Regions from separate parts of the Homo sapiens genome. Here all the other regions are linked to region 6. A link is a loop called in an ENCODE intact Hi-C map of the cell type or tissue named here. Cell type or tissue: IMR-90. All regions are shown on one strand.

Region 1 (4,000 bases), 950 kb before region 6:
TACCCTGAATAGAATAAATGCCATATGTGTTTCAAACAGCTGGACATAAAATATCTGCAGACTTCATAATTGGTTTTTGTGTTTTGGCTTGATGCAGAGAATTTGCCAACCTGCAATAGCAGGATGATCAGCTACCAAGGAGACCACTTTGATTCTCCCTACCCCTCCAGATGCTGCTAGGAAAACTCAAATGGGAAGCACAGATGACTGAAAAATAACAGATGTGGAACAGGTCTTTCGGATGCTCAGTAAAAAAAATATGTGGTAAAACAAATATGTACTCTTTCTTCACTTTTTTCCTACATATTCAAAAAACTATAAGTCAATATTATTCACAAAGCAGTTAAATGTTTCTTATTTTTCCGTTTAGAAATGTATATAAAGACATAAGTAGTCTTTAATAGTTTTATTAAAACTATCAATTCCATTGCCCCAAAGTGATATTACATTTTTCAAAAAGACTTACAAAAACAAAATGTCCAAAGGCAATCTATCAAATGATAGTGATTTCTAACTCACTCAGCCATAGATAATTTTCACCTTTCACTCATTGGCTCTATTTAGGAAAATGATCTTCTTTATTAACATACTAGCTGGTTGCTCAAGAAGCATCAATGATAGTGATTAAAATAGCTGTTTTAGAAAGCTACCATCCAATCGTTATGGACCAAGATAAAGGCATAAAATGAAAGGAAAAGACACCCAAAATTACATCTAATAAGCAAAATTTTAATATTACATTTGCTTTGCAGGATAATCTTGCAAGATGATGATATAGCTCTTTGCTCCTAGTAGTTAGAGAGTTATCAAATAGTCATAGATTCTGGTATTATCAGAATCCATTCAAAATTAAGGGATAGTGGCTTCCACCAAAATTCTTTGGGTGTAATATAAAAGCTACGAAGGCAATTCTGTGCCAGAGTTTACTTCTACTCTGCAATATTCGCTAAAAAAAAAAAATAGGCATTCTTCTTCTATAATCAATCCTGGTTATCTTCAAATTAGAATATTGCCTGATTTGACATTTATAATGTTTGTTCTCTTACCAGGCAGGCCAGGAAAATTCTCATAAAGTCAGAAAAATACATAGAGTTTCTAAGATGACTGAAGAGTACATGTCTCATCCTTTCAATACTCACTTCCCTACTCCATTTCTTACCCCCTCACATCAGGCTACATTTATAGAAAAACAAAACTATTTTAATCATCTCTAGTTGGATTAAGGTTTGCTCATCTACTTTCTAGTAGTAGCTGTATACTGTAATATTTTACATAATAAAAACAATGTGTCCATTTTTTTCTGCCATCTTAATTCCAGCAAATCAAATCTTTTCTTAATATGTTATCTACCTGTTATTCTGACAAAACTCAGGTATTGTTATTTATCATCTCTGTACAGTCATCTCAAGCATTCACCTATTTGAATTTTTTTTTCAGTTTTATTTTTTTCTAGTTTAATGATGATGATGATGATGATGATTTTTAATAGAGAGGGGATCTCACCATGTTGCCCAGTCTGGTCTCGAGCTCCTGGTCTCAAGTGATCCTCATGCCTTGGCCTCTCAAAATGCTGGATTAGGTATGAGCCACCACTCCCGGCCTAAGCTTTGTTTTTTTAAAAGTTTTACTTGCTTCATTTAGTTTGGAAATGATCGAATAGGCATATGAGATATTCCAGGTGCTTCGCCTTCTTTTCAGGAGTCATGTCTGCTAGCAGTCCAAAGCCTTCCCTGAGAAAGCAGGTGGAATTGTCATGGATAAAACACTGGTCTATCTCAATCTCTTCCTTTTCACCTTCTGATTTCTAGAACATATAAATCTTCAATGTTTCCAAGAAATTAACTACATTTATAAGTATATATGTATCTTCTTGGTTTTAGTGGAGGACTCTGGGATAGATCTGTCCTCAAAGTCCACTGTGGAAAACAAACAATATGAAAAAAGTGGGAAATTAGAATATCACAGAAAGAAAGCCATTTGAGTGCCCTCTTGTGGAATAAAGCAGCACTGCAGCTATTGAAATTAGTGACTTAGTACTCTTAGGTTAAAATATTATTGGGAAAGTAAACAAAGAATGCTGAGACAAAAGAGAGAGGGAAAACAAGAAGGATGGGGGATGTTTATTTTAGGCAACTACTGAAAAATAGCAAGAAGGTTTGCAACTTCTATAATGGTCAATTTAAGGAAAAGGGGCAAAAAAGCATACTGGTTTATAATAAACACTATAAACTACATTATTTGCACTTTACTTCAAGATTATGATGTCACATAAGCCTTTGGCTACTGGTTCAAAAATTAGTTTACTCCTGATTAACCACTGTCAATAATAAATAAGGCTGGAGAGTATTTTCCTTTGTAAATTAGTGGTGATGGCCATTTCTATGGAAATGGAAAAATAATGAAGCTCTCCCTGCAGTGTGAATTGTCAAGCATATATATGAAATGCAGCTTACATAACAAAATGTAACTGCTAATAGAGAAGTCAAAATAAAGGTGAATTTAAGACAACTGGGAGTTTGTCTTGTTCCCAAGAAGACCATGCCATTTTTGGATATTACTAGGAAAGGTAAGGATAGTTGGTATGAGCTCAATGAATAACGTAAAAAATAAGAAACTAAAGCTATTATGGCATCACAGTGGAAATATGTATAGATTCCAAGAACCACTGAACCCTAATTAATGAAGCAGCTATGCTTATTCGATTAAGTGAGCTGAATATGGTCAATGAAAAGCGATAAATACAAGGAACTAAAGAGTTGGTAGACATACAAGGAACTCCAAAAATCCACTGCATAAAAGCAAAAAGGTCACTATAAAACTTTATCAAAATCAAGTATTTGGGAGCTGTGGAAATTATCCAAATGTTTGCAACACTATGAGCAGCTTTATTCAAGAAAAACAGCTTAATGTTATAAATAACAATGAGCTCTGTGAGGTTTGCACTTGCTCTATTCCTCTTTTCCTAATTCCATGAAAGCCCTAAAAACCAGAATCCTCACAATCATGGTAGCTAGGAAAAATAACAGTAACAGGGTGAGTGCGAGTTAGAATGAGCTTGAAGCTCCCAAAAGCCCTATCTCCAGAAAATCAACACTATTTTCACGCTTTTTGCAAAGGTTGCATTCATGGAGTTGGTCTATACTTGACCTGAGCTTGTTCAGTGAGAAAAGTTTTATCTGAGGGAATTTGTTTAAAAAAAAAATCCATCAGCAATTGCTTAACATTGCAGCTGCCTAATGCAGTGATGCCAACTGGGCAAAGAGGCTGGACAAAGATTCTCTGTATTCCTGGAAATCTCAAAGCCCATGCACAGGTGCCCAGGAAATCATGTGCATTAATCTCCCACCTCTGGCTGATCTTGAGGCTCTGAACAAGTAGAAAGTAAAAATCAAGATAAAATTGAAAACTGATAAAGATGAAAATGTGTTCAAACACACTGTCAGCATATTGGTGCCTCAGCAATGGGTAGTAAACAGATTGGTTCAAGGCATTTGGAAAAATTCTATCTAATAAAATTATCTGACCTCTATGCTGAGCAGAGACCTCAGGGGCTGCACATGACAAGGAATACAGACTTTATAGAATTAGTCCTGGAAAATGACTAAACAAACAAGCAGCAACAACAGACAACCTTGGGTAGGGAGAAAAATTCGATTTCTAGTGTTATCATTTTATAATATTAAAAATGTTCAGCTTTTAACATGATAAAAACTTGTATGTGACTGGCGAAAAAACCCCAGGAAACTATAGTCCATAAATGAGTTTTAAAAAACAGATAATAGAAACTAACTTGAAGAAGTCCAGCTTCTGAAATTGATAAATAAAATCTTTAAATCAGATAGTACATGTTCCAAAAACTGCACCTAAAGAATTAAAGGAATGTATGAGCATAATGTCTCACGAAAAAGAGAATATCAATAAAAAGGCAAAATATAAAAAAGAACTGAATAGAAATTCTTGAGTTGAAAAGTACAATAAAGGAAATGGAAAATTCATTGAA
Region 2 (4,000 bases), 760 kb before region 6:
TGGAATAGGTGCTGTACATGAATCTCCTCATAGCTCATGAAGTTAGTTATTAGATTCTGTTTTGCAGAAGAGGAACTGTGATCACACAGCTGGTAGGAGTCAGAACCAGGACTCAAGCTAAAGTCATTCAGACTCTGGCATTTCCACTGCATTATAGGGCTAGAAAAGGGAGCAAAGGTAAAGAACAGACTGAAAGTGAGATCCTAGAAGATGCCATGTTATGGGAAGAGGATGTTGTTCACATTTATTGATTTATATCTCCCTTTTGTCTATTATTGCCTTTGTAAACAATCTGTGTTGCTCAAAGATTGCTACTCTCTTGTCTCAAAAAAATCATTTCTAGGCCGGGGGATGTGGCTCATGCCTGTAATTCCAGCACTTTGGGAGGCCGAGGTGGGCGGATCACTTGAGGTCAGGAGTTCGAGACCAGCCTGGCCAACGTGGTGAAACCCTGACTCTACCAAAAATACAAAAGTTAGCTTGGTGTGGTGGCTCACGCTTGTAGTTCCAGCTACTCAAGAGGCTGAGGCAGGAGAATTGATTGGACCTGGGAGGCGGAGGTTGCAGTGAGCCAAGATCTTACCATTGTACTCCAGTCTGGGCAACAGAGAGAGACTCCATCTCAAGAAAAAAAAAAAAAGAAATCATTTCTAGTTGATTCATTTTCACAGACTGATCTGTAAAGCAAATAAGCTAAGAGTTTGTACAGACTGACAGTAATAAAAGGTAGGAATAATATTATTGGCATCTTGAATTCATTTGTGTTAATATCGTAAGTAAAAGTTTGCTCTAAAAGTCTGTTCTTCTAAAATATTAAATTTCCTGCTGAGATACTCTCTGGCTTTTATACAAACATTGTTACTTGTTAGTTACCTTGTAGTAGTTATACTATTTCCCCTGTTATACTGAAGATTCTTACTTCAAAATGAGCTGAAGATGTGACTTATGAGTTTACATAAAATGAAAAAAGTAGTTTTGGTTCTTAATAAAGAGAATTTATGTGCCTGGTACATTGCTAAGACTAAGGAACTGGCAGAGTCCAGATGGAGGCCAAGAATACAAGATGTTATGAGCACTAAACAAGGACTCCAAAATTACTTCCATCAATAACCTGTGGCATCTGCGACCACCTTATCCATTCCTGGGATTCGTTTTTTGTTCATTGTTGTGGTGGTGGTTGTCCTTGTTGCTTTGAATAGGAGTGGCCAGGGGAGAGGATATCTGAGATTGGGTACAGGGTGTGTATGCAGTTAGAACATTAGGGCGATAGCAGTATTATCTTTAATCTTGAACACCTTAGAAATGGATAACACCCAGAGCCACACATCGAAAAGATAGAGATTTTTTAAATACCCTTCAAACTGCTTAATTTGTAGTCCTAACAAAAAAAAATTTACATCTGCTGAATTATGTTCATATCTGTGAGATTTAAGAAATGCTACCCAGGATCTACATAAATGTTCCATTTATGGCAAAGAGAAGATGATTTTGTTTATGAAAAAGAGATAACAAATATTTGAGATAGTTTTTAAGGATCTTCTGTCAGCAAATGTTAATGCAGTAAGGAAGATATCATGATCCTTCTGAAAGTCAGCGAAACCGAACCAAAAAGGGATGACATAAACTTCACGGGCATATGCTATTTTAAGATTTGCACAGATTTCTGCACTCTAAAAAACGTGAGTTTCATGGGGGCTGTTTGTTCTCTCACTCCACACACATATGAGAGGGTGAGAGAGAGTATCTCCAGTAACAGGGGCCATCCACTGTTGGGTTCAGTCATTCTCTCTTAGAGGCACCAGAGGGCACCAGAGGGCATGAAGATCAGAGCAGCAAGCCGCTCTACACTCTGCATCTTTATGCTAGCTTCCACCATAATTAACACCTGCAGAATCCTGGGGTAGTTTTCTCACCATGCACTTGAAATGTGCCAGCTTTTAAGAACCCTTACCGGCACTCATCTCGAATTTAAGGCACACTCTCTCATTAGAGGTAAGCTGAGAAATTGGAGTCAAGGAGTTAAGCAGAGAGAAGGGGATAAGCACATGGACACATTGTCTTTGGTGGTTAAGAGGAACATTGCTAAAAACAAACGGCCTTTTATTGGCCTTTCCTCCTTCCTGACATCACTCTACACTTATCCTTAATGAAGTAGTACATAAGAACTGTGTCTGACGCTCTAAGGAAGGATGGGCGCAGGAAACAAAGTATAACAAAGGAGGCAACACTACAATGACTTAGAGGATTTAGTTTTTAAGAGCTTTTCCCCTATTGATGGATGCTCGACTGATTTTATCTCATCATCAACCTTGGAAGCTATTAGCAGAGGAAATTGCACTTACCATCTGTGATGTCCTGGCAATAACTTAATATTGTTCTGAAGGTTTAATTCAAATCGATTTAATTCAGCAAACATTTATTAATCTCATGAATGTTTGGCACCATACTAGAAGCTAAGGGATACCAAGATGAACAATGCAAAATGTTTTATTTTTACTTCAAAGGTTTTAAAACCTAATAAAATACAAGAAAAATATTAGGAAGTACAATACAGTCTGGGACATGAAAAGAAAAAGTATAAACAATATGCTTAATCATTCATTTATTCATTTAATAAATATTTTGGCAACTATTATATGCCAGGAACTATACTATGTGTGTTTGTAGACCTTGGTTAACAAAACAGATTTGGGTTCTGTTCTGCCTTCACAGAGTCAGTTTGGGAAATGACAGAGTGTTATGATAAAGAAACATTTGGCATGGGAGAAAGTTCCGAAAATCTATTTGAATAGGGTGGAATAAATGAACTTCCATAAGAGACGACATTTAAGAAGAATCAAGTCATCCTAAGGACTAGGAAAAACACATTTTACGTATACCAAACAGCTAAGGTGAAGATCGTGGAAAAAAAAAAAAATATATATATATATATATATATATACACACACAACTTGGTCTATTTAAGGAACCCAAAGAAGGCAAGCTGTAGTATATGTAATAAACGGTATGCAAATGCCAGGCTATATAGAGCCTTGTAGATGATATTAAGAACTGAAGAAAGAGAGAATACATCTAGCCACAGGGATCCACAAATCTTTACAAAGAAGGTTTCCATTTGAGAAGGATGAATAAGATTTTGACAAGCATGATAGTAGAAAGCAGGATTTCTGGATAAAAACAATGTTACGAGCTTAGACACAAAAGTGATAGTTTGTGTATGATTTAGACTCTAATAAGCATCAAGGTGTGAGTGGAGGATTCAATTGCACTAGGCAATTGAATTGTTTGCCATGAGGCCGGAAGCACAGGTTGGAAAACATAATGGAGAACTTGGACAAATTACTGGTTCATTAGGGGCATGAAGGGAAGTCACGGACATTATTAATGCCAGACAGTGATACTGTTGGCATTCCAGCTCAGATAGTCTAATTTAGCAGAAGCATGCATTGTACATTGGCGGGGACAGAAAGAGAATTTAGCATCTCTAGATATCCACATTGATGGCATTAAGGGTCTTAGGGTGGTAAAAGTGCAACTAGAAGCAGCGTACAGATAAAGTCGTTGCCAAGGCAAAGTCTGATTATTGGACTTGAATTGGCTGAGACGATCAAGTTAGAAAAAAACTTTTAATAATAATAATAATAATAACTTACGTTTAACCCTGGGTAACTGAGAGAGTATAAATGCTACTACTAGTTAATTAAGGCTAAGTAAAGCAATGGTGAATTTTATGTGTATACACATACACATGTGCATGTGTGTGTGTGAGAGAGAGAGAGAGGGAGAGAGAGAGAGAAAGAGAGAAACAATAGTGTTGCAACCTGAATAAACAAAACAAAGTAATTAGGCAGTATCACAGCAATACTGTTGAGAATGATTAGGTGTGTTCTTGAAAGCATGATCCAGCATCCCGATGCAACCAATGGAAAAGTGGAAGTCCAGCTGAGGATACAGAGAATGCAATGATAATTGTTTCAAAGATGTTTGACTTGATGTAGTA
Region 3 (4,000 bases), 2.0 Mb before region 6:
GGAAGTATTATTCAGCAAGAAAAAGGAATAAAGTTTTTTTTTTTTTTTTCTGAGACAGGGTCTTGCTCTGTCGCCCAGGCTGGAGCTCACTGCAACCTCTGCCTCCCAGGTTCAGCGATTCTCCTGTTTCAGCCTCCCAAGTACCTGGGATTACAGGTGTGGCCCACCACACCTGACTGATTTTTGTATTTTTGGTAGAGACGGGGTTTCACCATGCTGGCCAGGCTGGTCTTGAACTCCTGACCTCAGGTGATTCGCCCGCCTCGGCCTCCCAAAGTGCTAGGATTACAGGCGTGAACCACTGCACCCCATGTAATAAAGTTTTGATGCATGCTACTGAGAGGTGGCAACTGCTAGCAGCCCTCGCTCGCTCTTGGCGCCTCCTCGGCCTTGGCCTCCGCTCTGTCCCTGCTCCAAGAGCCCTTCACCCCGCTGCTTCGCTGTGGGGGCCCCTCTCTGGGGCTGGCCGAGGCCAGAGCCGGCTCCCTCTGCTGGCGGGGAGGTGTGGAGGAAGAGGCGCGGGCGGGAGCCGGGGCTGCGCACGGCGCTCGCAGGCCGGCACGGTTCCAGGTGGGCGCGGGCTCGGCGGGCTCTGCGCTTGGCGCGGCCGGCAGGTGTCCGCTGGGCTTGATCCGGAACGAGCTCCGTCCGGGCTGCGGGAGTGCCCAGGCTAGGTGCCGCAAAGACCCATGGGAGTGCCAGAGAGAGGTGAAGCCGGCTGGGCTTGTAGGCGGGGTGGGGACTTGGAGAACTTTTCCGTCTAGCTGAAGGATTGTAAATGCACCAATCAGCACTTGTGTCTAGCTAAAGGTTTGTAAACGCACCAATCATTGCTCTGTGTCTGGCTAATCGGGTGGGGACTTGGGGAACTTTTGTGTCTAGCTAAAGGATTGTAAACGCACCAATCAGCACTCTGTGTCTAGTTAAAGATTTGTAAGCGCACCAATCAGCACTCGGTCAAAACAGACCGAACAGCTCTCTGTAGAACGGACCAATCAGCTCTCTGTAAAATGGGCCAATCAGCAGGATGTGGGTGGGACCAAATGAGGGAATAAAAGCAGGCCACCCGAACCGCTGAGGTTCCTTTCCATGCTGTGGAGGATTTGTTCTTTTGCTGTTTGTAATAAATCTTGCTGCAGCTAACTTTTTGGGTCTGCGCCGCTTTTATGAGCTGTAATACTCACCGCGAAGGTCTGCAGCTTCACTCCTGAGGCCAGCAAGACCATGAACCCACCGGAAGGAACGAAACTCCAGACGTGCAGCCTTTAAGAGCTGTAACACTCACCGTGAAGGTCTGCAGCTTCGCTCCTGAAGTCAGCGAGACCACGAAACCACCAGAAGGAACAAACTCCAGACACACCATCTTTAAGAACTGTAACACTCACCGCGGGGGTCTGCTGCTTCATTCTTGAAGTCAGTGAGACGAAGAAGCCACCAATTCCGGACGCACTACAACATGAATGAATCTCAAAAATATTATGGTAAGTGATATAAACCAGACACAAAAGGACAAATATTGCATAATCCTAGTTACATGAAATATATAAAACAGGCAAATTCATAGAGATAGAAAGTAGATTAGAAGTTACCAGCAATGAGAGGAGGAGGAGGGGAGGAGGAATTATTTCTTAACGGATACAAAGTTTCTATTTGGAGTGATGAAAAAGTTTTGGAAATGGATAGTGGTGATGGTTGGACGATATTGTGAATATAATTGATGCCACTGAAATGTACACTTACAAATGGTTAGAATGGCAAATTATATCTTACCAAATATCACGTTTTACCGCAATAAAAGTTATAAAGACGATCTTTGCTTTTATAAATGAGTAAAACAAAAAAAAATACACAAACATTAGACATACAATTCAGTGAGCTACGAGCTATATTGGACTCAGTGGTAGCAACAGGAAGGGGCCCTGACGTTGTCAAAATTTTTCCTACATGCTTAGTGCTTTGTGTGTGCTTTCACTGCATCTGCAGAGAAGCCCTGAGAGGTGCTATGGGGCCTATTTTACAGATGGAAAAACAGGGCAAGTCCTGGTCCAAAGTTATGCAGCTCTATGAATCCAGCATTCAAATCTAGGTCTATCTGGCTCCGAATGGAGTACAAGCAGACCAGTAGTGACCATTTTGGGAAAATTGTTTCACCCTGGAGGATAATTTTCAACTTTTACTTAATTTAACTAGGGAAGATCACTGTGAGGGAGAATAGATTAAATGTGAGCAAGATCCTATCCAACTCTAATTTCTCATAGGATTTTTGCTGGAACTCATCACCCTCAGAACACTGATTTTGGGTTGAGTTTTCTAGTTTATACGGTTTTAGTGCACAACGGCAGATTTGGTAAATGTTGAATACAGTTCTTTTCCAATGTAATAATCCATCCATTTTCATAGTTTAAAATTGACTTTGGTAAGAAACAGAAGTTCTTGAATTTCCTGCCTGTGACCAGAGGAGGCCGCTGTTTCACTATGAATGTTTTTAGAGTCAAACGCAAACTCAAGCATATTGCTGGGTCCCAAAATTATCGTTCTTATTTTCATTCTCTCTCTCTCTCTCTCTCTCTCTCTCTCTCTCTCTCTCTCTCTCTCTCTCTCTTCCTCCCTCCTCTCTGGCCTTTCCTCCTTTCCTTTCCCTTTTTTTTATTTCCTTCTCCTGTTATTATTTCAATAAGTCAGCTCAGATGTGATAACAGGAAGGGGATGTTTCTCTTCTTCACATTCTTTGAACATTTATCCACCTCTTCCCAGACAAATAACTGTTTCCTTTATTTTATTTATTTATCTTTTTGAGACGGAGTCTTGCTCTGCCGCCCAGGCTGGAGTGCAATGGCGCGATCTTGGCTCACTGCAACCTCCACCTCCTGGATTCAAGCCATTCTTCTGCCTCAGTCTCCCGAGTAGTTGGGAGCACAGGCACCCACCACCACGGCTGGTTAATTTTTGTATTTTTAGTAGAGACTGGGGTTTGCCACATTGGTCAGGGTGGTCCCGAACTCCTGACCTCAGGTGATCCGCCTGTTTCGGCCTCCCAAAGTGCTGGGATTACAGGCGTGAGCCACCGCGCCTGGCCACCGTTTCCTTTAATAACAAACTTTCCAAGAAAATGGACCAAATGGAAAAGATACTTTTCCTTCCCCTTTACTATTTTTAAGGATGGAAATGGACTTTCATTTTTGGGTGTAGATTAACAGTTGAACAGTCACATGGCAGAGTTCAGTATTCTTTTCCTCAACCATTCATTTTCACAGTTTAGCCTGTCCTGGCCCCAGAGAGGGCAATGTGGGAGTTTAGAAAAATCCATTGTCAAATCTGGAGAGCATTTAGAAAAATATTTGATAGCTAAAATCATTTTCTGCATGGAGACTATAGCTTTCCAGAAGTTCTTTTGTTAAGCAACTGAAAAGAAATTTAGGTTTTCTTTCTTTCCTTCTTTCTTTTTTCTCTCTCCCTCCCTCTTTCCCTTCCTTCCTTCCTTCTTTCTTTTTCTCTGTTCCTTCCTCCCTCCCTCTGTCTATCCCTCCCTCCCGCCTTCCTTTCTTCCTTTTTTTCTGTCTGATCACTAATGAATCTTTTTAGAAAAGAAACATTTCAGTGCTTTCACCAATGTTTCTGATCTTTGCTTTCCCGTATCTCCATCTGTGTTACTTTAAAAAGCATCTAGCCAGGGCTTTTAACTGGGAAAGTTAATGAGCAAAAGCAAATTTTATCAATTAGAAAAAATATTTTTTAAAAGGAACTTTGTAGCCCGACAGATGAGGGGATCAAGGTGCATGTGTGTTGGGGGCAAGAAAGGTGTGTTACAAACACTATCTTCTTTATTCTAAATTACCTTGTGGAGGCGGGGGGGTGGGGGGGGAAGAATTATTTAATTTAAGGATGAGATGATTTAGAGCTCCAAAAAAATATTCATCTGCAGAAATGCCTCATCACACAATTTGGTTAGTGAGACCTTCAGTGGACTTGGTATTTGTGTCTTGGACACTACCTTTTTTTA
Region 4 (4,000 bases), 390 kb before region 6:
AGACTAGAACGGCTAAGTCTTCTGGACTCCGTCCTTCTCCCATGCTGGATGCTTCCTACCCTCAAACATCAGCCTCTAGGTTCCTCAGCTTTTGGACTCTTGGACTTACATCAGTTGTTTGCTGAGTGCTCTTGGGCTTTAGGCCACAGACTGTACGTTGGCTTCCCTACTTTTGAGGTTTGGTGACTCAGACTTAGCCACTACTGGCTTCTTTGCTCCTTAGCTTGCAGGCAGCCTATGATGGGACTTCACCTTGTGACCTTGAGAGCTAATTCTCCATAATAAACACCCTTTAGTATATACCTCTATCCCATTAGTTCTGTCCTTCTGGAGAACCCTGACTAATACACCAGCTCTGCCGTAGCCCTCTGGGTCAGCCTGTTCTCCCCGGCCTCATTTCACGCTCTCTTCCTCTAGCTGTCTGTGCTCCAACCTGCATTCCTTAGACACACCATTCCCACCTCTGTCCTCTGCCTGGGCCCATTCTTTTCCACCAACACTCCCCTTCCCATCTCACTGCCTTTCCCTGCTTAATGTCAATCCATCTTTCAGATTTCACCTTCAGTCTAACTTTTTAGGGAGACCCGGCCTGACCACCCAGCTAGAGCAGGTCTGTGGTTGTCTGCTGTGATTCTACAACATGTTTTTTTTTTTTTTCCTTCGGAGCTCTTCCTTCAGTGTGTGATTACACATGCACTCCTTTGGGTGTTTTGTTTGAAATCAAGGTTGTTTTATCCACCTGACCATATGTGCTATGAGCTCGGGGAGCACACCTGGTTGTTCTCAGCATGTCACCCAGCTGGACCTGCAAAGAGTGCCACATATGCAGTATCCATTGCCTGAACAAGTGACTCCCTCTAAAATTCACAACAAAGCTAATAGCTGTTGTGCCTGAGGACATACAGCAAGTGCAGCCACAAACATCAGGTCAGACATTAGAAAGCGGCGCTCAAACTTCATGGCTTTCTAAGTCCCCATGCCACCAACCCTTCTGGACAACAGCTGACTTCCATTTCTAAAGAACCATAAAAAGGTCATTGGTTTGCAAAATCAAAATTTGTTCTGGGTGCTACTGTGCCCTCATAAATGAAATTTTGTTATTAAAGGAATGAACCTATTAGAAAACAATTTTTGGTGGAGTTTAAAGAAACAAGTTTCTACTCTCTTCCCCCACCCCCCCCAAAAAAAAAATCACACCATCTGGTACAAATCAAGAGAAAACTCACCCTGCTAATGACATGTGCAAACATGAATAATGAGGGCTTGAGGGTGGCAGAAAAACAGCATTCTCCCTCTGATGTGAGTCAGGAGTTTTAGAAAGTCTGAGATTTGAGAAAACTTTTCCAGGAAAAAGTAACAACAGCTTTTCATTCTCAATGTGTCAGTCAGTGTTTGAGTTAAAGGAGAAGACTAAAGAAAAAAAAACCTCAAACCCAACAGAGATTCCAAACTGCTTTAACATGATAGAACTAAAATATCTGATATTCAGAAAGCATCACAAAACTTGGCCTCGCGGAGCCAAAGAGGGCTCAACCACAAAACAAACACTGTCAGGGAAAACAGAGTTTCCACCAAAACAGGAGCAGGCAATTTTCTAGGAGGCTGGACAAAAAAAAAAAAAAAAATGCTTGTCACACAAAACCACAGAGTCCCCAAGGGCAGCGAGCCGAAAGCAGCATTCGTGGACGGCTGCCACCAAGTGGCCACTGCAGGTATTACATCTACTTAAAATGCTGTTTTGTTTTTTTGAGACGGAGTTTCGCTCTTGTTGCCCAGGCTTGAGTGCAATGGCGCGCGACCTCAGCTCACTGCAACCTCCACCTCCCGGGCTCAAGCGATTCTCCTGCCTCAGGCTCCCAAGTAGCTGGGATTACAGGCACCCGCCACCAAGCCCAGCTAATTTTTTGTATTTTTAGTAAAGACGCGGTTTCACCATGTTGGCCAGGCTGGTCTCGAACTCCTGACCTCAGGTGATCCACCCGCCTCGGCCTCCCAAAGTGCTGGGATTACAGGCGTGAGCCACCACGCCCAGCCAAAATGTTTTAATTCCTAAGATTCCCCCAGAGAAAACTACCTGTGAAATTCTCAAATCTAGAGAGCATGTCTTGGGATTTTTCATTACTCTACCTATCAAACAATCATTTAACAAGTTAAATTTTCCCCCTTTAAAATTGGATAGGGAGGCAAAATACAGCTAATAGTAGAACACATATGTCTCATAAAATGTAAATTTATTTTTGTTCCCCTACTCTCACTTAAAATGTACTCAGTCAGACTAGTTCTTCCCCTGCTCCAGGAAGAAAATCCAGGCAGCCCAAGACTTTTCTGGATATGTAAAACATTGTCACAAATTAGTAACTAAAATGATTGGTTCCATGTACAGGTCTGAATTTCAATCTAGTGTTAAAAGGTGAGTCCACTCCACCTTGGGCCAGAATCTAGCAGGCAGCTGGCGTTGGAAAAGGAGGGGATATAGTCTCTCTTCCTGGCTTATTATAGCATTTTGCATTCTTTTTCCATTCTGCTAGCTTCAGTTTCTGACTCCTTTAAGATTGAGGGTCCAAGAGAGGGGAAGAGATGGGAAATTTCTAACTTAAAGAGTAGCCTCTCTCCTTGGTGTTTTTGTGGATTCTTGAGAGACTCTGCCACCAGAAGTCTCCCCTGTATTTGCTCAGACTGTGGGCTATGAATTGAATTGTATCCTTCCAAAATTCACATACTGAAGCCCTAATCCTCAATGTGATGGTATTTGGAGATGGGACCTTTGGGAGGTATATAGGGCTGGATGTGATCATGAGGGTGGGGCCCTAATGACGGAGTTAGTGCCTTTATATGAAGACACTAAAAAGCTTGCTTACTCTCTCTCCACACACATGCACCAGAGAAAGGCTGTATGCGGACACAGTGAGAAGGCCACTGTCTTCAGGTGAAAAAGAGGGCCCTCTCCAGGACCTAATCATACTGGCATCTGATCCCAGACTCCTAGCCTCCAGAACTGTGAGAAAATACATTTTTGTTGTTCTACCTATCAAGCAATATGCCTGTTCTTTGGTATTTTGCTGGGGTAGCCCAAGCACACTAAGACACTGGATGAACATGTCTTTATTCTGACTGTAGGTATCATGTACCCTCATTCCTCATCAGCCCCAGGAATGCACTGATACAGGCAGATCCTCTCTGCTGAGACCTTTTTGCCTCTGCAGGTAGCCTTCTTGGACAAAACCCCAAGAGAATTCCAAGCCAGCCTTTGCTGACATAGCCCATAGCTGGACCATGAGAAACACCCCTGCAATGTTTGTCTTAAAACAAAGCGACAGAGGCCAACCCTAAGGGAACTGCAATTTCTTTTTACTTCTGCCCTAAGAGTGACTGGCCAGCTGCCTCTCGTCTTTTTAATTTGCCCCGTAAAAGTCAGATAATCCACTGTGTGCCCACCAAAATTCCAGGTACATAGAGAAAGTCCTCCCAGCAAACTCCTTAAAGCCCCATGTCATGGTTAATTTCATGTGTCAACTTGGCTACACCACAGTACCCAGATATTTGGTCAAAACAGTCTAGATATTGTTTTGAAAGTCATTTTCAGATGAGATTAACATTTAAATCAGCAGACTTTAAGAAAAACAGATTAACCCTCCATAATGTGGGTAGACCTCATCTAATTAGTTAAAGGCATTAATCGAAAAAGAATGACCTCCTCTAGAGAAGGGAGAATTCTGCCAGCAGTCTGCCTTCAGACTTGAGCTGCAAAATCAGCTCTTCCCTGGATCTTTGGCCTACCCTCCACCCTGCAGATTTTGGACTTGCCAACCTCTACAATTGTGTGAGCCAATCTCTCTTTCTGTGGTGTGTGTGTGTGTGTGTGTGTGTGTGTGCGCGCGCGCGCGTGTCTATATATCCTACTGGTTGTTTCTCTGGACAACCCTATTACAACCTCACTAGTGACTTGAGGAAAGGGAGGAAGCATCCCCTTGTTTATCCCCAACCAACAGTTGTCCCTAAA
Region 5 (4,000 bases), 280 kb before region 6:
TCTGTTCTGTTTTTTAAATGCTGGCCACAACCCCACACAAATTGATTTCTAGACCTTAATAGTCTCTAATCAGCAGTGTAAACAACTCTCATTAGAGGGAGAGAACCCTTAAGAGGAAGGGGAAACCTTGGGTTTCACAGGCATGAACAGCAGTGTTTCTTCTCTCTGAGATATGCCTCCCATACCCACAGCCCCTTTTTTTTCATCATACTGGGATCCTATATTCCTGATTGCCTACTTTCCAGGTGAGTTATCTCCTCTGGAGTTCCCACCTCTCTACTGGATCTCTTATGTAACCACCTGATATGGTTTGGCTGTGTCCCCACCCAAATCTCATCTTGAATTGTAGCTCCCATAATTCCCATGTGTTGTGGGAGGGACCCGGTGAAAGAAAATTGAATCGGTTTCCCCCATACTGTTCTCAAGGTAGTGAATAAGTCTCACAAGATCTGACAGTTTCGTAAGGGGTTTCCCCCTTTCCTTGGCTCTCATTCTCTCTTGCCTGCTGCCATGTAAGATGTGCCTTTCACCTTCTGCCATGATTGTGAAGCCTCCCCAGCCTCATGGAACTGTGAGTCCATTAAACCTCTTCTTTCTTTATAAATTACCCACTCTCAGGTATGTTTTTATCAGCAGTTTGAAAACAGACTAATACACTATCCTCAATGCCTTTCTAATTCTACCCATTGTACATGGATTGGACTCCTCAATGCCAACTCCATTCATGAAATACTTTCCAAGCCCTTTCATACCCAGCATGTACAAATTGTCCCCAGCACCTTCTTAACAAGTATGTCTGAATAACAGAAAACTACAATAATAATGCATGTCAGAATTATATGATGTAAAGATGTGTCTGTCACTGCTACCAGCTCTATCTATACCTCTTTCTCTGTAATCCTTATAACCATCTGACACATTAGGTCACATAGCTATTTAGCGGTGGACTTGAGCTTCGAATCCAGGTGTTCTTGGGAAACTTGCAGATCATAGAGAAGCATGAACACAAAGAATAAGTGTGGCCTTCCAGTGGTGGGGGCAGGGTGTCATGAGACACAGAGCAGTGGTAGGTCTTATGCAGAGCCTCTTTAGGGTTTTACACCACTGGTAGAAGAATCTGTCTCTAGACCGAAGAGTTCAAACCGAGAGACTTCTTGCTTTCTCACAAAGACAGGCTTCTGGCCATTTAGCTGCTGGGCTTTTCATCAGCCTTGAGGAATGAGAGACCTTTGTGGAGCTCTTGTTTCTAGGCGTGAGAGCAGGGGAGAGGCTGAAAAGCATCTGACATTCCTGGCGTCCCATTCTCTAGACAAGAGGGGACACTCATAAGGGCCTAAATACCTGTCCAAAGGCTTCAGTCACAATCCCTACTCTGTAAGGAAAATCTTGGCATCATTTCATCCCATACAACTAAGAAGAAAGATATATATCATGATAGCATATGGATGTGTTAACCATCTTCCCCCATTTTCACGTTTTAAGAATTTTAGGGCCGTGCATGGTGGCTCACGCCTGTAATCCCAGCACTTTGGGAGGCTAAGGCTGGCAGATCACAAGGTCAGGAGATCGAAACCATCCTGGCCAACATGGTGAAACCCCCGTCTCTACTAAAATACAAAAAATGAGCCAGGCGAGGTGGTGTGCGCTTGTAGTCCCAGCTACTCGGGAGGCTGAGACAAGGGAATTGCTTGAACCCAGGAGGCAAAGGTTGCAGTGAGCCAAGATCATGCCACTGCACTCCAGCCTGGCGACAGAGCAAGACTCTGTCTCCAAAAAAAAAAAAAAAAATTTTAGGTCTGGGGTGAGTTGGAGTATTGCTGAGGAGAACCTTTCTCAAGGGCAGGGCTCTCGGAGATCATGTTCTCATGGGTCCCCGGGACCGGTCCTCAGGCTCGCTAGTTTAAGGTGAGTGGAGTGGTCTCTAGGAGCAGAGCATGATAACAACGCTAGGTCACTCATTTACAACGGACTGTAATAAACTACCTTTTTCCTTCCACCAGGGGGCACCATTCACATAGACTTCAACAGCAGTGGCATCAACAGGCCTACAAAGTGGTGGTGGTAAAAAACACACTTGAGACCATCATATGTATCTGAAATCAGATACGATACCTGAAAAACATAAATCAAATTAATGCTCATATGGTTGCTTGCTGTCCAAGGAATTCAAAGCAAAGGTGGAAACTGACCCTTACATCACTTCTTCCTTCTAGATGAATAGCATCAGCTACATTTTCTTTCCCATTATGTAATGTTTCTATTCTGACCACCCACCTGTGATGGACATAGTCTTTTTAGATGTGTTAGTTTTAATATTAGTCAAGACTTAGTCTCAACCGTTCTCTATTAAGTGACTTTGCAGATATCTGATGTCATCTCCATTAATGCAGATTTTCATGTCAGATTCAGCTCTGAGTTCACCTTAATGCGGTGGTGGTTCCCATAGTGTAGTGCCCAGGCCCCCGCATCAACATCACTTGGGAACTTGTTAGAAAGGCAAGTTCCTGGTTCCCAACTCAGACCTACCTACCAAGTCAGAAATCTAAGTGTGGGGCCTGCAATCTGTGTTTTTACAAGCCTAACAGGGGATACTAATGCATGCTAAAGTTTGAGAACCACTGACTTAATATACAGTTTCCAACCCGGATGACACTAGAAACAACTACGGGACTTTACAAAAATATGGGTGTCCTGGCTTCCCCCAGAGCCACTAGGGTAGTGGAAACAAATGTCACTATCAAATGGATCTGGGTTTGAATTCTGGTTTTGTCACTCACCAGCTATGTGCCTTGTGGAGGCTCCATCTTCTCATCTGTAAAGTAAAAGTCATCGGACCTGCCTTGTAGGAAGGTGTAGGAGGGGAAGGTTCAGCAAATGCCTCATAGAGAGATTGACTCATAGTACATCTTCTTCCTTGGCCTCCACCGCAACTAGAATCTTATTCACCCGGCCTGTGAGGGTACAGTTCTCACCTTGCCCCAGAATCACCAGGTGAGAATGATTTGCTAGACCCGCTTTCTGAAGTTTCACAAATGGACAAACATTTTCACAGCTGTTACTGGGATTTTGCCATAAATCAGCAGGAACACACCCGAGATCTGACAAAGCTATTTCAAACTCTAGATCAATGAGGAGGGAAGTTGCTATGAAGCCGGGTTTGCCAACTGAGAGCATTGTAATTGTTCGAGTTGCTCTTGGGATCTAGCTCAGATTCCTGCTGACACCAGAGAAGTGAAGAATGAAAATAGTTGCCTAGAAAATCAGAAGCAGCTCCCCAAGTTACCTGCCACATACAGGTTTGTTTTTCCTTAATTATCTAGGTAATTGCTTTGCTTCCTCTACCTGCCTTTACCAAGAGATGCCTGGCCAGAAGAGCGAGGAATTAAAGTACCTGTGGAGGCTGCCCACCGAGTGAAGCTGCAGGCTGCCCATCCCATCGCAGTAGCTCCTTAGTTGTCAGTAGGTTGTTTCTATGAATGCCCCCTCCATCAGAAACCAATGAGGTTTTTCCAATTAATCTAAATCCCTGCTCTTGTGGAACTGGTGCGGAGACAGTGGTTAAATGCTAAATTGTCAGCCCAAAGTCAAATCCTTTTATTTAAAAACATAATATGCAGAATGGCTTCCTAAAACAAAAATTGGGAAAATTGTTAACATAGAGACTTCCAGGTTTTGCCAAGGGTACAACTGTTTTCTTAAACACAGTTTTTAACAATTACGTACAAATCAAACCAAAGTTCATCCAACCCACTCTCTGAATTAGTCTCAGTACAATGCGCATAGACAGCTATCACTAGAGTTAGTGAATATTATGGGAAAAATTAGAGGCAAAAGTTGAGACTGGAGCCGGTGAGAGTTAACAAAAACACTATTTATATAGAGAAAAATACATTTTAGAGAAGTATAAACATACTGCTTGGCATCAACATAAAAGCCCAAGTGCAAGTCAAAGGTAACCCAAAAGGCTCATAGGTCCTCAGACTACAGAAACCCCCCTACT
Region 6 (4,000 bases):
AAACCACTCAGCCTCGCTCTGCCTCAGATTTTTCTTATAAAAACAAAGAGAGCTGATTATAAGAACTCTAGGATTTCTACCACTTCTAGAATTCTACCCTTTACCAACATCTTAAATTTGCATTTAATATACTCCCCACTTGGGAGACACCATGCATAAAATTACAGAAGGCAGGATTTGGAGTCATGCAGGCCCAGCTTGCAATCCCAGCTCTGCAGTATTCTAGCTGGATTATGTTAGACAACTCCCCTAGCCCTCCCCATGCTCAGTTTCTTCATCTTTAAAACAAAGGTGATAACAACAGTATCCAACTCAAAAGGACTTTTGTGAATATTAAATGGAATTATATGTATAAACAATTAATACATAGTACCTGGTACATAGGAAGCACTCAGCAGATGGGAGTTACTATCATGTATTTGAGAATGGACAGGCCAGGTGCAGTAGTTCATACCTGTAATCCAAGCACTTCAAGAAGCCAAAAGCAGGAGGACTGCTTGAAGCCAGGTGTTCAAGACCAACCTGGGCAAAATAGCGAGACTCCATCTCTATGAAAAAAAAAGAAAGAAAAACTTAGCTGGATGTGGTGGTGCACGCCTGTGGTCCCAGTTACTTGAGGGGCTGAGGTGGGACAATTACCTGGGCCCAGGAGGTCAGGGCTGTAGTGAGCCATGATTCCACCACTGCATTCCAGCCTGCGTGACAGAGCAAGGGGCTGTATTGAAAAAATAAAAAAGAAAAAAAGAAAAGAAAATGTACACTCAGGAAAATAAAATTGAAGGACTTTTATTAAGAGCTATACCTCATTTTGTGATGGAGGGAACTAGAGTGACTTAAAAATCAACTGGCTAAAAACATTCTATTTTTTAAAATCTCAAAACTGTAAACGACAGTCTCTTAGAGGGAACACAGGCCATCTCATGTTTCCTGCATGATTCAAATTGGTGGATAATTAGTCATAAAGATTTTCTGAGTAAACAGCACCATTTGGTAATACACTGTTTTCTGCTGGTTTGGTTAGGGATGGAGAAATTGTGAATGAAAAAGGAATGTATATAGATGTGTTGTCCAGTACAGTTGCCACTGGTACCATGTGGCTATTCACAGCTTAAAATGTGACCAGTTCAAGAGGAGAGGTGCTGTAAATGCAAAATTCACAGCAGATTTCAAAGATTTGGTACCAAAAAAAGTAAAATATTCAATAAAATGTTTATATTGACAAAATGTTGAAATGATAAAATTGGTAAGTTGGAGTAAATAAAATATTTTAAAATGAATTTTACCTCCTTTTTAGTTTTTTAATGTGACTATTAAGCAATTTTAAATTACATATATGGCTTGCATTATATTTCTATTGACCAATGCAGTATAGAGAGGAAAAATAAGAACACACATACACAAAGAGCAAGAAAAAAAACGAAGTCCCGGGGATGCAGCAATTTTAAAAAAAAAAAAAGTGAGGAAGGCCACAGGCTTGATGATCCTGGCTCCATGCAAAAAAAGTCACTAAAATTGATTTTTCTATTAACAAAGAAGCTGCCGGGCGCGGTGGCTCACACCTGTAATCCCAGCACTTTGGGAGGCCAAGGCAGGCGGATCACGAGGTCAGGAGATCAAGACCATCCTGGCTAACACAGTGAAACCCTGTCTCTACTAAAAATACAAAAAATTAGCCGGGCATGGTAGGGGTGCCTGTAGTCCCAGCTACTCGGGAGGCTGAGGCAGGAGAATGGCGTGAACCCAGGAGGCGGAGCTTGCAGTGAGCTGAGATTGCACCACTGCACTCCAGCCTGGGCGACAGAGTGAGCCTCTGTCTCAAAAAAAAAACAACAAAACAAAACAAAGAAGCTAATAGAGATTGCATTCCCTACGCCTTTTACGTATTTCATTTTGTAACATTTGGTAGAAGAAAGAAAAGAGAAGTTGTGCCTTCCTCACTTCTTTCATTGAATAATCTCTTTTAATCTTATAAAACATTGTGTCCTCTTTTGGTCATAAGTGGATGGAAAGACATAAAAATAAGGAAAGTGCACCCTCTGCAGGCTACTTAGCAATACAGAAATACTAAACAGCAAAGTTCTGTAAAAAATACTGCAGAATGAATAAATGAATGGATGAGTTAACATTTCACATTACTGCATCTACTGCTGTCATCACTGATTCAATAATGGTGAAAATAAAGGCAAGGAAATGGGTCGAATAGTATCAAAATTATTAGGTTATATCAATTCTTTCTTTTTTCCTTCCCTCCTGCCTTCTCTCCCTCCTTCCTGTCTTTCCTCCTTCTTTCTTATTCTCCTTACTCCCTTCCTTTCTCCTTTTTTCCCTTCCTCCCTCCCTCTCTTCCCTTCCTCCCTCCCTCTCATCCTTCCCTCCTTCCTGCTTCCCTCCCTTCCTCCCTTTCTTCCTTCCTTCCTTCCTCTTTTTTCTTGCTTTCACTCTTGAACAGCTTAGACACATCTTGTTTGGAAATCCTATATAAAGACAGAAGGCAAAAGGCCAAACTCAGCCTAGAGATTTATGCTGTTTATTTCAGTACAGTTTCCTTGTGAGGTTAATGCTTCATTCATGTTTCTAAATCCAATCTGGCAGACAAAGTAAAGAAATAATAAGGCCACAAACATCACCAGCCACAAGCTTAATGGTGTCAAGTATGTGATTATAAGCAGCCCCTAACTTAGGAAAGGGTTACCTTCCCAAAGGCAGTTTATATTTTGGTTGTTTGGAACGAGAAATCTTTTTCTCATTTTTTCTGGGCCAGTTCACAAGGGCACAAATACGTATTAACCCATAATGTATGTGAGATAGATAATAATAACATCATTATTTTTACTTTATCAAACACTAATATATAACAGTATTTTTATGGAAAAAGACAAATGTAAGGCCCATCTTGGGCTCTCAGATTATCCTTCTTTCTGCAGGTGGTGTGAGCAGTCTTCTCCCAGTTTCTTGATTCAGAGATGAGGGTTATGTCTGGGAGATCCATGCCAGACAACCCCAGGACCAGTGTCTTTTTTTTTTTTTTTTTTTTTTTTTTTTTTTTTGAGACGGAGTCTCGCTCTGTCACCAGGCTGGAGTATAGTGGTGCGATCTCGGCTCACTGCAACCTCTCCCTCCTGGGTACAAGTGATTCTCCTGCCTCAGCCTCCCAGGTAGCTGGGACTACAGGCATGCACCACCACATCTGGCTAATTTTTGTATTTTTAGTAGAGACGGGGTTTCACCATGTTGGCCAGGCTGGTCTTGAACTCCTGACCTAGTGATCTACCTACCTCGGCCTCCCAAAGTGCTGGGATTACAGGCATGAACCACCACGCCTGGCCAGTATCTTGTTAGCACTCTTTAGTGCAAAACAAGGAAGCTAACTCACAGGTACAGTCACACCCCAAGATTTCTGAACTGGAGAACAAAGAAAAATTAATATCATCATCAGAGAAAGCAGCGCCCAAATGGTAGACTCTCTCTGCTTTCTTCAACACACACACATGCACACACACTTTCCTGTGTCACCAACACTCATTTTATAGATTGGGCATCTGTAGGTTAAGACTGACTGTAATGATAACCAGGCTTCAATAGCTTTAAGAAATACAGCACTAGTGTTATGGAATATATTTCCTATTAGCATTTTTATTATTCACAGCGTAATTTAAGACCAATTTAATTCCTTTTAACCTATTAAACAAAACTAGCGTGGTTAAATTAAACTTTGCAGTGTGTAAAATAACTTAAGGAGAGCTTATGAAAGGGAATTTGGAATAACTCAGAAATTATATTTATTGCTTACACATAATTCAAAACAGTGCGAAAATGTAATGCAATCTGTAAACTTGTGTTTTTGTCAAACAGATTATATATTTTAAAATAAACACTTGCAGGAAAACACAACAAAAGGTGATAGCATTTATTATTTGCTTTTTCTTATGGTTACATTTAAACTTTTTAATCCAGAATATATACAACAGCCTAAATTGTGTGCCTATTAAAGCTTCACCTT
Region 7 (4,000 bases), 56 kb before region 6:
CATACACAAACATATATAATATATAATAGAGATACAGTACAGATACATACACAGTACACATACATATACAATACAGATACAGTACACATACACATACATATAATAGAGATACAGTACAGATATACAGTACAGATATATACAGTACAGATACAGTTAGGTTTATACAGTACACATATACAGTACAGATACAGTTAGATATATACAGTACACATACAGATACAGCACAGATACATACATACACAGTACACATACATATACAATACAAATACACATACAGTACACATACACATACATATACAATAGAGACAGTACAGATACATATACAGTACACACATACAGTACAGGTATAGTACAGATACATATACAGTACACATATACATACAGTACAGATACATACACAGTACACATACATATACAATACAGATACAGTACACATATACATATATAATAGAGATACAGTACAGATGCATATACAGTACACATGTATACAGTACAGATACAATAAGATATGTACAGTACACATACAGATACAATACAGATACATATGCAGTACATATACATATACTGTACACATATATATGCAGTACAGTACATATACATATACAGTACATACATACAGTACACATACACAGTGCAGATACATATACAGTGCATATATGTATACAGTACAGATACAGTGCATATACTACATATGCAGTACACTTATACATATAGTACACATACATATACAGTACATATACATATATAGTACCTATACATATATACATTTACAGTACACATATGCATATACAGTACACATACTATGCATATACAGTATGTATGCAAAATATAAGGTGAAAAAATAATTTAAAAACCAAAGCTATTTTAAATTATAATAAAGCAAGAAAAGATAACAGTTTTTATGTTTTCATAGTCATCACCAAATTTCTTGATAAAAACTTGTTGGTGTTCTTTTTGAACTAGAGGAAGTGACATGGGCCACATACAATGTGGAAACAAGTATCCTCTCCCAATGTGCTGATAGTACAGTCCAGAATAAAATGCAGTACACAAGGCATTTCTGGCATCTAAGGCATTGAAAGCATCGAAGATAATCACCAAAAAGATAATTTAAACAAGCATGGTATTCACTTTGACCAAACCCCTCAAGGGTCATATCACTTAATAGTCTCTGGTATATTTTAGTCAAGAGTAGTATAACAATACTTCCATTTAAAAGTAGTTTAAAATAATGACAATGCATCACCAAATTTGAATCTGTTTTGTATCTGCTCCTATGCTAGACAATGGGTGTCCTCAGATTCAGTGATATCACTTAACTTTAGCTCACAGAACAAGTAAAAACTGAGAAATTTCCCAAGCCCCTTGCTGCAGGTTAGAGGACAGTCTTCAGAGGAACTGAGATTCAGTCCCAAGGCCCTTTGAATGCTCTACTTAGACCAGAAGTGACAAATTCTGCCAATTACTGTGCCTTGTTAAATCCACCCCAATGTTTGCAAAGAATTGGACAAAAGGCAAAAATAATACACTTGTCACCACTGAACCTTTAGAGGTAGGCTTCATTATAAAACCTATGCTTTGTGAAACTGATTTTGTTCTTAAGTGCGTTTACATTCACTGCAGTACAAGTTTAATAACCTAGACATCACGACCATTTTAGCTCATTGGGTCCAAGGCCAGAATGATTTGGCAAAGGTAAATGGGAACACACTGTACTTGTGCATCCCAACCCTAATAATCATAGACAAGCAGGCACTTGTTGGAAGGAGAAACCACTCTGTAAAGTATGAGAGCAGCTGAGACATTCTAGAATTCTAGAAGACAGCCAGGAATGAATCTTAAGGCTTCCTGAGACTTAATCCACCTTGCCCCCTGTGAAGTCACACTCCTTCCTGCTTAATTATTAAAAAAAAAAAAGTTATCCATTTACTTTACTACAGTAATGTAAATAGCAAACACCTGGTATCAACAGACTTAATGAGGCCCGTTGTGGAAATCGACGTCCTTATTTATAGTCACGCCATGTCACCTCACACATATGTGACCATACTGATAAACTTACAGATAAATAAAGTAGCTTCAAATTGGACTCCTTGAGTTGAAATAAAAGTCTAATTGATTAACGTAGAAATCAACATACAATAGATGTTTTAGAGAGTCAAGCAAAATAAAAAGTAAGACTTTTGTTAAAGAATGGATCAAGTTGGATTAACCCAAGCAGGAAATAGCAGCGGAAACAAGAAAACCAAAGACAGATGTATGAAGCCTACCAAGTCTGAAAGCCAGGCCTGTATTTCACTGTTTGATGCCATCTGGTTTAGCTGGCATCCCTACCAGCCAGAAGTTTCAGGGCTTGCGAAGCTGCTTACAAAGCTGCCCCAAGTTGATGTGTGGTGTGTTTACTTTTAAACAGTGGCTGCCTTCTTTGACTGGTTTTAAAAATAGGCAAATATTCTAAAAGCAGGATGATGAATCACTGGATTGGGCCAAAAGGAAAGAAGGAAAATGACTCATGCTGACTTGTAGCACAGCTGTTCCAAAAACATTTGGCTGAATCGTTGTAAAACATTTTGACAGTGATACCGGATCGGAGTTCCTGACAGCAGTTAAGTTTGTTTTGACAATTCCAGAAGCATAAAGTAGACTGTACAGTAGCTGTACAAGAGACCCTCTAGCAAATTTAGCTTTTTTGAAAAAAAAAATAGTTGCTTGATATGTTTATAATGGGACAAAATCACAGCACAAGTACATTTTTATTAAAATTTACCAATTATTTATTGTGCAAGACAGGGACTCAGACTTACGCAAATTGGCAAATCACTTTATCATATTTTTAATGCATTAAGGAAGTAATTTGAAGGCTTCTTCTTCAAAATGGCACTGTAGACTTACTAGACCAAGCAAAATGTATCCTAAGAAATTTTTTAAAGGATGAAATATAAAGGAAAGAAGAGGAAAATTTTTTATATAAACAGATGTTCACTGCCTGTTTGGCAAATACAATGTGACTAAGCCAACGTCCTTAAGCTAGAACTTTCTTACTGACAGCCCAACCATTATGATGTACCATAGTACATTTGATGATGGGCTCTTTTCAACATCTATTGAGCAGCTGTTGGGTTGGTTTCAGGATTATTTTGTTTGTAGATTCCCTTCAATTGTCTTCTCTGTGTTTCTCCATAACTTGAATAAATAGGACACATTGGGTCTGTAATCCAAATCCTCCCTGTTATTTAGCAATGATAGCTAGCAATCAGTTAACAGAGAATATTGAAGCTGGAAAGGACTAGGCAACCATCTGGTCCAGCCCCCTCAGAGTAGAGCTAAAGACAAGGACCCCAAAAAGGGAAAGAAGCCACCCAAGACTCCACGATTCGTGGCCATGTAAGACTAAGGGGTGTCCCCCAGCCCTGGGCTCTTTCCACCATACCACTCCGCTCTTCTTCACTTACTAGTCCATAGGTTCTCAGACTCGTATTTCATGAACCAGTAAAATTTTCCCTAAAATATTCTGGCTGGGCACAGTGACTCATACTTGTAATCCTAGCACTTTGGGAGGCCCAGGCAGGAGGATCACTTGAGGTCAGGAGTTCGAGACCAGCCTGGCCAACATGGTGAAAACCTGTCTCCACTAAAAATACAAAAATCAGCCTGGCTTGGTGGCACATGCCTGTTGTCCCTGCTACTCGGGAGGCTGAGACAGAAGAATCGCTTGAACCCAGGAGGCTGCAGTGAGAACTGGAGGTTGCAGTGAGCCAAGATCAAGCCCCTGCTTGCACTCCAGCCTGGGCAACAGAGCTAGACTCCGTCTCAAAAAAAAAAAAAAATTCCCTAAAACATGGGGAATTATGTCTTAAGAGCATCCAACTTTTTATTTAGCTAGTGAAGATGATTCAAAAATGACCACCGGATATCATTAGTATCCCTTTAGGACAGAGAGAACATTTCAACACCAAAATCATAAGGCAATCATAGAGTAAAGGAGTGGCCATTATATTAC

Evidence for each region. Hi-C counts contacts between places; a loop is a spot of excess contacts. Peaks named below come from ENCODE experiments on the same cell type or tissue, not always from the same donor. Only the 100,000 strongest peaks of a DNase experiment are listed, where the experiment ranks them.
Region 1: a loop joins it to region 6, with 17 times the contacts of the local background. A loop is called at or near these places in 2 of 110 quality-filtered maps.
Region 2: it touches region 6 in a loop (13-fold over the local background); 34 of 110 quality-filtered maps call a loop at or near these places.
Region 3: a loop joins it to region 6, with 11 times the contacts of the local background. A loop is called at or near these places in 5 of 110 quality-filtered maps.
Region 4: it touches region 6 in a loop (4-fold over the local background); 9 of 110 quality-filtered maps call a loop at or near these places.
Region 5: it touches region 6 in a loop (10-fold over the local background); 106 of 110 quality-filtered maps call a loop at or near these places.
Region 7: it touches region 6 in a loop (2.7-fold over the local background); 32 of 110 quality-filtered maps call a loop at or near these places.

Annotation. Positions count from the first base shown.
Region 1 is chr21:30,042,651-30,046,650 of GRCh38, reverse strand. No RefSeq gene overlaps it. Among named protein-coding and RNA genes, the nearest start is that of GRIK1, 100 kb to the right of the region's middle. In IMR-90, a CTCF peak has its summit at 1,994 (motif pointing left); no DNase peak of the experiment used is centred here.
Region 2 is chr21:29,847,697-29,851,696 of GRCh38, reverse strand. The region is part of intron 1 of GRIK1 (glutamate ionotropic receptor kainate type subunit 1); the gene reads left to right. Among named protein-coding and RNA genes, the nearest start is that of GRIK1, 90 kb to the left of the region's middle. In IMR-90, a CTCF peak has its summit at 1,800 (motif pointing right); no DNase peak of the experiment used is centred here.
Region 3 is chr21:31,085,096-31,089,095 of GRCh38, reverse strand. No RefSeq gene overlaps it. Among named protein-coding and RNA genes, the nearest start is that of KRTAP19-8, 49 kb to the right of the region's middle. In IMR-90, a CTCF peak has its summit at 2,454; a DNase peak (open chromatin) is centred at 2,475.
Region 4 is chr21:29,474,326-29,478,325 of GRCh38, reverse strand. No RefSeq gene overlaps it. Among named protein-coding and RNA genes, the nearest start is that of BACH1-IT3, 20 kb to the left of the region's middle. In IMR-90, a CTCF peak has its summit at 1,688 (motif pointing left); DNase peaks (open chromatin) are centred at 175 and 1,525; H3K27ac peaks cover 831 bases.
Region 5 is chr21:29,370,547-29,374,546 of GRCh38, reverse strand. It overlaps BACH1-IT2 (BACH1 intronic transcript 2), which reads right to left and starts at 2,046. Exons shown (of 2, transcript NR_046564.2): 1 at 1,984-2,046; 2 at 567-1,305. In IMR-90, a CTCF peak has its summit at 2,010 (motif pointing right); a DNase peak (open chromatin) is centred at 2,026; H3K27ac peaks cover 163 bases.
Region 6 is chr21:29,088,216-29,092,215 of GRCh38, reverse strand. It overlaps a transcript of MAP3K7CL not described here. Among named protein-coding and RNA genes, the nearest start is that of CCT8, 17 kb to the right of the region's middle. In IMR-90, a CTCF peak has its summit at 2,031 (motif pointing left); DNase peaks (open chromatin) are centred at 995 and 2,025; H3K27ac peaks cover 1,223 bases.
Region 7 is chr21:29,143,978-29,147,977 of GRCh38, reverse strand. The region is part of intron 2 of MAP3K7CL (MAP3K7 C-terminal like); the gene reads right to left. Among named protein-coding and RNA genes, the nearest start is that of MAP3K7CL, 15 kb to the right of the region's middle. In IMR-90, no CTCF peak of the experiment used is centred here; DNase peaks (open chromatin) are centred at 2,497 and 3,017; H3K27ac peaks cover 540 bases.